Linked DNA regions of Homo sapiens: region 1 is linked to region 2. A link is a loop called in an ENCODE intact Hi-C map of the cell type or tissue named here. Cell type or tissue: heart right ventricle. All regions are shown on one strand.

What was found. Hi-C counts contacts between places; a loop is a spot of excess contacts. Peaks named below come from ENCODE experiments on the same cell type or tissue, not always from the same donor. Only the 100,000 strongest peaks of a DNase experiment are listed, where the experiment ranks them.
Region 1: it touches region 2 in a loop (3-fold over the local background); 1 of 110 quality-filtered maps calls a loop at or near these places.

Annotation. Positions count from the first base shown.
Region 1 is chr18:22,242,817-22,247,816 of GRCh38, reverse strand. It overlaps LOC105372018 (a long non-coding RNA gene), which reads left to right. Exons shown (of 3, transcript XR_001753369.2): 2 at 3,633-3,847; 3 at 4,785-4,885. Among named protein-coding and RNA genes, the nearest start is that of GATA6, 76 kb to the right of the region's middle. In heart right ventricle, no CTCF peak of the experiment used is centred here; no DNase peak of the experiment used is centred here.
Region 2 is chr18:22,002,861-22,007,860 of GRCh38, reverse strand. No RefSeq gene overlaps it. Among named protein-coding and RNA genes, the nearest start is that of LINC01900, 24 kb to the right of the region's middle. In heart right ventricle, no CTCF peak of the experiment used is centred here; no DNase peak of the experiment used is centred here; H3K27ac peaks cover 330 bases.

The sequences.
Region 1 (5,000 bases), 240 kb before region 2:
TGAAGACCAGCCTAAGCCCAGAGACGTTCTTCTTTTCCTAACCACCCCATCCTAGACAGCGCTCTCGTCTTCTGCATGGTAGGTCTTGCTATGATATCAACTACTTCTTTGGCAATTCACGGTGCCCTGTCCTGGGAGAGATGACTCTTCTCTTGTGATTTCCATGACTCTTTCATTTACTGGTATTAACTAGAACGAGAAAGACCCAGGGCTTACAAAGGAAAAAGAGAAGTCTGGGCTGGCAGGACAGGAGGTGGGTTTTGGGCAGAATCATGTCCAGCTTGACAGAAAAGACAGAAATTGAGTTGGAGATCCCAAGGCCTTGACACTGCCTTCCTGTCAAGGGGTAAGAACTGTGGCGATGAGAGGGAGGGGAGAGAGAGGGGGCAGTGTGTGCCACCAGCTTCACCTGCCATGGTTGCCTCCAGCCTTGTCAAAACTCCAGAACCCTGAGCACTGGTGTGGGGTCTAGTGGCAGAAATGTCAGTGCTTCCCCTCCAACCCCCAACTTCAATGTGCTTTCAGTTCCCACAGCCAGCACCCAAGGCTCTGCTCTGGAGGACTTCCAGGGCTGCTGGAGCCCCTTTGTCCAGAGGGCAGAGAGCCGAAGAGCCTGAGAGTTCTTTCCCCAGGGTAGGTCCAGTGACCGACAGGTGCTAGGAGAATTCTGAATCATCCCTAATAGTTCAGGACTCTTCTGCAAAAATCAAGCTGAAGCTGCCCTCTGTGGGGACTGATGGCGGCGGTATCTCTTTCCCTCCTGCTCCTCCTCCTCCCTTACCTGGCTCCTTAATAAGCTACTGGCATGCGAGTCCTTCTCTGAGGGTCCATTTCTTCGGAACTTCATCTAAGATGGTGAAGTGGGGGCTAGAGAAACATCCTTGGCACATCATGAAGGCAAGTGACGTGGGGGGTGTGTGTGTGTGTGTGTGTTTAATTTCCAAAAATACCCAAGTTCCTTGGTGCCTTGGGAGTGGTGGCAACACTAGGAGATGCAAGCTAACAAGGTGGTGATTTGACTTCTAGAATACTCATAGTTCATAGTTCATTGGCTAAACTGAACCATGAGCAACCTAGGTCAAGGGCCAGGCATTAGGCTTGCCCTGTAATCATCATTAACACATTCTGGATGCTCACTATGTGTCAAGCACTGTGACCATTCTCTCTTTTTTCTCTTTCCTTGAAGTAGCCTCCACATTATAGATTAGGAAGCTGAGACTCTGAGAAATGAAGTACTTTGCCCAAGGAGACACAGGAAAAACCAAGCCTGCTTTTCCCACTGTGTGCATGTCCACGTGATTCCAGACTCTGCGTCGCTCCTGGGCCCACCCCAGGACCTTGGAGATCAGGCTCACTCCAAACTCGCTACTGATTTCTCTGAATGGAAGAATCCTCAAAATAACCAGAAAGTTCTAAGCAGATTGCAAAGCAAAATGACCTATTTCACTAAAATCTTAAGTAATCTAGTAGGGGCCAGGAGAGTGTTAAAAACAGTTTTGTTGTAAGATCATCGATTTCCTCCATCCCTGCCCTCCACCTCACCTAAATAGGCACAGTAGGAAATACGTCTGAGGTCTCTATGGTTGACATGACTTAAACTTTAACTTTAGAACTTCCCCATTTTTCCCTAGTTATGTATGAGTTTTACCTTCTTTCCTTCTGCCCTTCACAATAGGCCAGGTGAGAATTTTTATAGAAATGTTCTTTGTACACTTATAAAAATTGAGGGGGAAAAAAGTGAACACTGAGCTTTTCTGGGTGTCAGGAAATGGTATCTATCTTATAAAACCAAACTCAAAACATATTGTGGGTCTTATTAAGAAACAGTACCCACACCTGTAATCCCAGCACTTTGGTGGCCGAGGCAGGCAGATCACTTGAGGTCAGGAGTTCGAGACCAGCCTGGCCAACATGGTGAAACCCCGTCTCTACTAAAAATAAAAAAAAATAGCCGGGCGTGGTGGTACATACCTGTAATCCCAGCTATTCAGGAGGCTGAAGCAGAAGAATCACTTGAACCTGGGAGGCAGAGGTTGCAGTGGGCCAAGATCGCACCACTGTACTCCAGCCTGGGCAGCAGAGTGAGACTCCATCTCAAACAAACAAACAAAAGAAACAGTACCACACAGATGCATATTAACACCCGTAATCCCAGTACTTTGGGAGGCTGAGGCAGGAGGATCGCTTGAGCTCAGGAGTTTGAGGCTGGAGTCAGCCGTGATCATACTACCACCTGGGTGACATAAACAAGGTGATGGAGGAAGGCTCCCCTAACATCAGTGGTGAGACGGTTGAGGTTGACAACATGGACCTCCTCGGTGCACAACACCATTTCTATAGCATCCCTGCCAAGAATGCCCGACCTGAGTCAGAGCATGAGGAAACGTCAGGCAGACCCAGGCACGGGCCATTCTACAAGGTAGGGGAACACAGGGGGAAGACTAAAGAACCACTCCAGATCAGAAGAGACTATAGAGGCTTCACAACTAAATGTAGCATATGAGCCTGAATTGTATCCTGGACCAGAAAGAAAGAAGTGGCATTCTTGGGGTAGTTGGCAAAGCGTAAATGGGGTCTGTGAAATGATAATGGATGGGGGTGTGGTATGTGCACCTGTAGTCCCAGCTATACGGGAGGCTGAGGCAGGAGGATTGCTTGAGCCCAGGCTGCTATGATCGTGCCACTACACTCCAGCCTGGGCGACCAAGCAAGACTCATCTCTAATAAAACATTTTTTAAAAAGAAACAAATGATCATGTAGGAAGGTGGCTTGGATGGTTGTATGATGGTGGTGTTAGAGAGTGTCCCTGTTTGGAGGAAATACACACTAGAATAATTAGGGCTGATGGAGTAGCATGTCAGCAACTTGTTCTCAGATCGTTCAGAAAAAGACTATGTATTAATTATTTATCTATGTATAATATATATAAATAAACGATATATATGGAGAGAGACAGGGCAAGAGAGACAGCCTGCAAATACAAAATATTAACAATTTGGGAATCTGGGTGAAAGGGAGATAAGGTTTTTCTCATTTCTACAAGTTTAAAATTATTTTTAAATAAATTTTTTTTTAAATTTGGGATTTACACAGGACTTGAGATGATCAAGAGAGGAATTGGAATGGGGTTGAAAAGCTAAGGAGACGAGAGATAAAGAAAAGAAAGTGATAAAGCAATTTATGACCTACCTTCTTCCTCTTGTTCCTTTTTAAAATAAATAAATTGATGTTGGGCACAGTGGTTCATGCCTGTAATCTCTGCACTTTGGGAGGCCAAGGCAGGAGGAACACTTGAGCCCAGGAGTTTGAGATCAGCCCAGGCAACATTGTGGAGACCCCATCTCCACAGAAAAAATAAAAATAAAAAATAGCCAGGCGTGGTGGTGCACAACAGTAGTCCCAGCTACTGGGGAGGCTGAGATCGGAGGATCGCTTAAACCTGGGAGGTCGAGGCTGCAGGGAGCCACGATCGCACCACTGCAATCCAGCCTGGGTGGGCAAGGGAGACTCTGTCTCAAACAAGAAATAATAATAATAAAATAAAATAAGTAAATAGAAAAATATCTGCCATAGAATCTTAGCTGGTTCTCTCACATGCCAAATCCTACTCCATGTGTTCATTATTGTGTAGTGGAAAGAGCACGAGCTTTGCTGTCGAAGGGACCTGGATGCAGACACTGCCGCAGCCTTTGCAGCTTCATGCTCTTGGCACATCGTCTACCCTCTGAGCCTCCGTTCTCTTACATGTAAAATGGAGATAAATACACATATCTCACAGATCATTAGAAAGATTGGGAGAGATCCTTACAGACAACACGTGGGTCATCTGGGAGCAGACCAGGTCGGGTAAGTTATTGAAATGGAGTTCTCATTGAGAACTCACTACTGTTTGGGGCTTACATTGTGCATGAGTGAGTTTTTGGATACTGAAAGCTTAACTTTCACTCCTGAGTCTGTCACTTGACAGTTTGGGTTTAAAGCAATCCAAAAAAATGTTGCAGTTAGGGATCAGGATTGTTATATCCAGAGAATGGTATAAAAGGGACCTCAGATACATTTACGATTCTGACACCCAGTGAGACACCCACTGTTTAAACAAATTCGTAACTTGCTGAGTGTTATTTATTTACCCTGTGCTTGGCGGAATGTGCACAGCAAAATTACCTCCATCTACTTCTGAAAAAAAGTAGTCATCAGTCACAGCCTCTCTATTTATTACACTCTGAAATTTATTACATTTCAAATAAAATGTCTGTCTCTGACATTGGCTGGCCTTGTGGTAGGGTTTCAGTATTGACCAATATTGACCTGGTCAGTTTCCTTGATGGTGAGCCCCTCAGCTCCCATCTTTGCAACCCACAGAGATGTAGCCACTGGTGGAATCAGAATTTCCATATGGGAGAGGATAAGGTTAAAAGGGGAGAGCTGGGGAACTTGTCTTAAAGGAGCGTCTTTATAGCAAGCATACTTTTGAGTTAAGTTTAATAAAAATAATGTTCCTTTCAGACTTCACGTTGAATTGAAAAATAGCAATTGTCCAGATTAAAAGATGTTATTAAGATCATCATTTTTCCTGGGTAGCTTTGCAGGGGCCGATGGAGACTACAGAGGATGATGACTCCACCGGTGGGCTCAGCCACTGTCCTCAGCCCAGCACTGGGCATGGAGTGACTCTCATGCCAGCCCATCCCTTTCTTGTCAGCTGAAATTCAGGGACTTCTAGACTCAAATCTCAATCAATGACAAGGCAAAGTCAGACACTGTGCTTTCACTGTGCTATTAGGTGTGATTCCGTCTGTCCTGAGACTCTTAAAATTCTAAACTTCTGCCATCTACAATCAAGAGCAGGAGACAAGGCAAACACATGCGAGAAATAAAGGCAAGTAGAATCCAAATGAGCTATATAACTAATCACAGCCATGCAGTTATGGGTGGAGAGGGCACTCTGGAGTGAGGGCAGGGATGGGGGCCGCTAGGATCCATGGGGGCTCATCTGGCC
Region 2 (5,000 bases):
AGATCACACACTATACCCACTGATCAACATCTTGCTTTTTTTTTTAACTACACAATATATCCTGGAAAAGTTTCCATATGAATATATAAAGATTTGCATTTTGGGGTTGTTATATTTTATAAATTTTGATAAAATAGAGACAGAGTCTTGCTACGTCACCCAGGATGGTCTTGAACTCCTGGCTTCAAATAATCCTCTCGCTTTGGCCTCCCAAAGTGTGCCTTTTTTTTTTTCTTTTTTTTTTTTTTGAGACAGAGTCTCCCTCTGTCACCCAGGCTGGAGTGCAGTGGTGCGATCTCGGCTCACTGCAAGCTCCGCCTCCTGGGTTCACGCCATTCTCCTGCCTCAGCCTCCTAAGTAGCTGGGACTACAGGTGCCTGCCACCGTGCCTGGCTAATTTTTTTGTATTTTTAGTAGAGATGGGGTTTCACCATGTTAGCCAGTATGGTCTCGATCTCCTGACCTCGTGATCCGCCCACCTCGGCCTCCCAAAGTGCTGGGATTACAGGCGTGAGCCACCGCGCCTGGCCACCTTTTTTTTTCTTTAATAGCTGCATAGTATCCCACTGTGTGGCTATATTATTATCTGTTTAATTAGACCCTTATTGATGAACATTTAGACTATTTTGAAAGGTTGCTATGTTATACAATCCTACAAAGAATGGACTTGCACAAGAGTAAATGTTTTTATAATTGATGCGTATTGTCAATTTGGCATGATATCAACCAAAATTGAGGCCAGAGTGAGAGACTGATGGTGCCAATCAGTGTGCGTGGGCTGCAGTTGCAATAAAGTTGCTCTCAGACACTCAATTCACTTTAATGGACACCATTTATAAATTCATTTTACACCTTCTGTGGACCTGCACCTTTTTCCATCTTTGACTTGGTCATGGGCTGTGACTCAGATTGTTTTGCAGCACCCTGGTGAAGTAATCTTCCCAATGAATAGCAACTAACAAGCAATTTAATATTTATGGGATCACGCTCTAAAATCCCTCATTGGCAAAAATTTACTTAATGATATAGATGTAATCATCAAAAACACAGTAACATGGAAATCTATTGACAGATAAAACAAGTGATTGACAAAGCTGAAAAATCCTTCACTGTTCCGCCATCTTAATGTTACATTTGCCAACAGTGGACCTTGCAACTATCAGATGGAAGACAAGCTGTTTCAGCAAAGAAATGTGACACTCACAAAGACAGATTGGCCAGTTTCTTTTCATACGAACATTTTCATTGATTTTTCCATTATTGAGTGTTTGCTCAAAGGCCCTTCATCACAAAGGGTTTTATAAATATCACATTTACTTCATTCATACTTTTAAAGATTTAGACCTCTCTGGAGAGAAAATATTTTTCTTTTAGAAGTCATGGCTTTAAAATATAAGCATAGCATGTCTTCATTCTTATAGCATAGTGGCAGAGAGACAAGACATGTTCCCAAAAGACAAAAACAGAGGCACTCATAATAGTACACCCCAAAGCAGTTTGTGGTACTGGCCTAAGAAAAGCTCTCAAAGAGCAGAAAGAGATCTGAAAAGCGTGACGCCTGAGCCTTCCACCCAGACTCCCAGAGCTTTTTCTGGCCCTCCAGGTCCCTGCCATCTCTACCGGCCTGTGGCTCTAGAAGGCACTTACTAGACAGTAAGTCAAAAGGTCCAGATCCCAGAGAGTCAAGATTTTGAGCCAGAAAAGAGCAGTCTCAAGGAATCATGTAAAGCCTCTTTTGGCCAGTACAAAATATAAAGGCATGAAAACAGGGGAAATGAGTTGGACTCAGACTGGGGAGACCCTGAAATGCCAGATTTGTGAGAATCAAGTAAAGTTATTCCACAAGAGGATTGGTCCCAAAGAGTGATTCCATATGAAAATACCTAATCAGGGACCTTGGGGAGGAAGTAATCTTAATAGCCATTTTATAAATGGGCACACACAAGCCTGGATGAGAAATATTAGAATTAGGACTAGATAGTGGCCGATTTCCAGGTCTGTGCTTCAGCTATCTAGCAGGCATGGCTACTTACAGGGCTCAAAAGATTTACAAACACATTAGGAAGTCTCAGCAGAGCCAAAAGCCAGGCGTGCTCCCCATTCCCAGGCCTGGTCTCCTTCACAGAAAGGCTACAACAAAACTGAGCCGTTGGCCTCCAGCCCCATCATGAATCAAGTACAGTGAGAATGCTTCATGAGCTGAGTCCAAACAAGCTCCCGCTGGGGCCTACAGACCAGCTCCTAATTAATAGGCTCTTGGCCCACAAGTAACAGTAAAAAAATGTTTGCAACAATGAAAGGAAGACAAAGAGGGAGGGGGCTCACAAAGAAAGCAGAAGGGAAAATTATGATGGGAAGATGAATCCAGGTCTCAAGTTAGCTAGCTGAGCCATAACTCAAATCTGTGTTTATTTGTTCAAGTCAGATGTGAACAACTACATAAATTTGATTCCTGGTTTTGTAATTCAGCCTACACAGCAAAATCTGAGAAAGCAGCTGTGTTGATAGGTTTCAAAAATACAGACAAATCTCCATCCGTTAATATTTTGCTCATGCCAGCTTGAGGCACAGCTAGTGCTAAGGCCTGGGAGAGTTCACCCAGAGGTGGGGAGTTGCAGGGGAACCAGACAGAGATGGAGAAGTGAGGAGACTGCCCTGACAATCTGGCTTCTGAGTGTCACTCTGAGATTCCTAAATGGATACGCCTTCTGGGAACTCTTTCTTCTCCTCACTTTCAGAGGATTCAGGACCACAGTCCAGACAGGGCTTGGGGTTGCTGTCTAAAGTGCTGGCAGATTAGAAAAGGGTGCCAGGAGCATAGAAAACAAGAGACTCCTTTAGAATAATCAGGAACACGACTTCAGAACGTTTGGAATCTTCCATTTGTTTTCACATTTGATGTGCCTTCCTGTTGCCCATCTTTTGGCATAAATTTTCTGGCACACTCTAGCCTGATCATGTCTTCATATACTAGAGAAATTTGTAATAAGGAACATTAGTTTTCAGAGACCAGTTATCAGGACAGTCAATGACAGACTTCCCATCGACAAGTGGTCAGCATTCTTAAAATGTGTGAGTTGGAGTTTTGGAACCAACAACACCTTTTTTTTTTTTTCTTTTGAGACACAACCTCACTCTGTTGCCCAGGCTGGAGTGCAGTGGTGTGATCTTGGCTCACTGCAACCCCGCCTCTTAGGTTCATGCAATTCTCCTGCCTCAGCCTCCTGAGTAGCTGGGATTACAGGCGTGCACCACCATGCCCGGGTAATTTTTGTATTTTTTGTAGAGACAGCATTTCACCATGTAGGCCAGACTGGTCTCAAACTCCTGACCTCAAGTAATCCACCCACCTCGGTCGGCCTCTCGAAGTGCTGGGATTACAGGTGTGAGCCACAGCACCCGGCCAATAACACCTTTTGTGATAGAAACAGTGTTGGCCAGACACGGTGGCTCATGCCTGTAATCCCACACTTTCAGAGGCCGATGTGGGCAGATCACCTGAGGTCAGGAGTTCGAGACCAGCCTGGCCAACATGGTGAAACCCCACCTCTACTAAAAATACAAAAATTAGCCAGGCATGGTGGCACACACCTGTAATCCCAGCTACTCAGGAGGCTGAGGCAGGAGAATCGCTTGAACCTGGGAGATGGAGGTTGCAGTGAACCGAGGTTGTGCCATTGCACTCCAACCTGGGTGACAGAGCAAGACTCCTCAAAAAAAAAAAAACAAAGAAAAAAGAAAAAGAAACAGTGTTACAAGTGGAGATTAAGTCCCTGTGCTAGTTCACAAAGTCTATTTAATAAAGTTCCTAAATATCGTGTGTGCATTTGAAATGAAAATCTATAATATTGGAAATAACTTTTTGTCAAAATTTTTATTTTATTTTATTTTTTTTTGAGATGGAGTCTCCTCTATTGCCGAGGCTGGAGTGCAGTGGTTTGATCTCTGCTCACTGCAACCTCCGCCTACACGGTTCAAGTGATTCTCCTGCCTCAGCCTCCTGAGTGGCTGGGATTACAGGCACGTGCCACCATGCCTGGTTAAATTTTTTTGTATTTTTAGTAGAGATGGGGTTTCACCATGTTGGTCAGGCTGGTCTTGAACTCTTGACCTGGTGATCCACCCGCCTCAGCCTCCCAAAGTGCTGGGATTACAGGCGTGAACCACCTCGTCTGTCCCAAATTATGTTTTACTTGTGGATTATGCTTGAAGTAAAATTACAAAGGCTATCGTGGGAAATCAACTTATGATAGTGTCTTCAAGGCAAAAGGGGTTCTGAATTCCATCTCACTTGGAGATGGAACTTGGAACTTGGGAGAAAGTCACACACAAAACACACGTACACACACCCCAAGCAGCAGAACATGTCCATTCAGGGACAATTTTTTTTCCGGGGGGTGCCAGTAGGAGAACAAGGCTGGTGGTTCTCATGTGTAAGATATTTCTAGGATATTTCTATATCAGAGATTTTTAATTTGGAAAAAAAAAGCCTATTTAATTTCTTAAATGGTAAAGAAAGTTTTAAGTCAAATTTATATCTTTCCTAATACATTTCCTCCTAAGGCTTTAATCTTGCATGGTTCCCACACCAGCCGGCTGGGCTGGCCCTTCCTTCCGAGACGCAACAGAGCACACTGGTCCTGCTCCTGGCTCGTCCTTACCAACTGGGTGACTTTGGACCTGGCAACCTCATTTACCTACTCCTTAACCCAATCAAATTAAAAATGAGGACGGTGATCTCTGATAAGTCAACCTTATAGAGTCATGGTGAGCTCTAAATGAACTAATAATACCGCCTTCCTTTTCTGTAATACTTTAGTTTTTTAAATACATTCGCACATTTTATTCTCCTGCCAATTTAGGGAGAAAAGAAAAAACCTAACTATTTAGACTTTAACATCCTCCAAGGGCCCGAAACAGAAGGAAATAAGTAACAGTCCCAGAGTACTTGGCAACTCCTGTACCCACCCATCACACCACTGCCTGCCTCCACCTCTTTC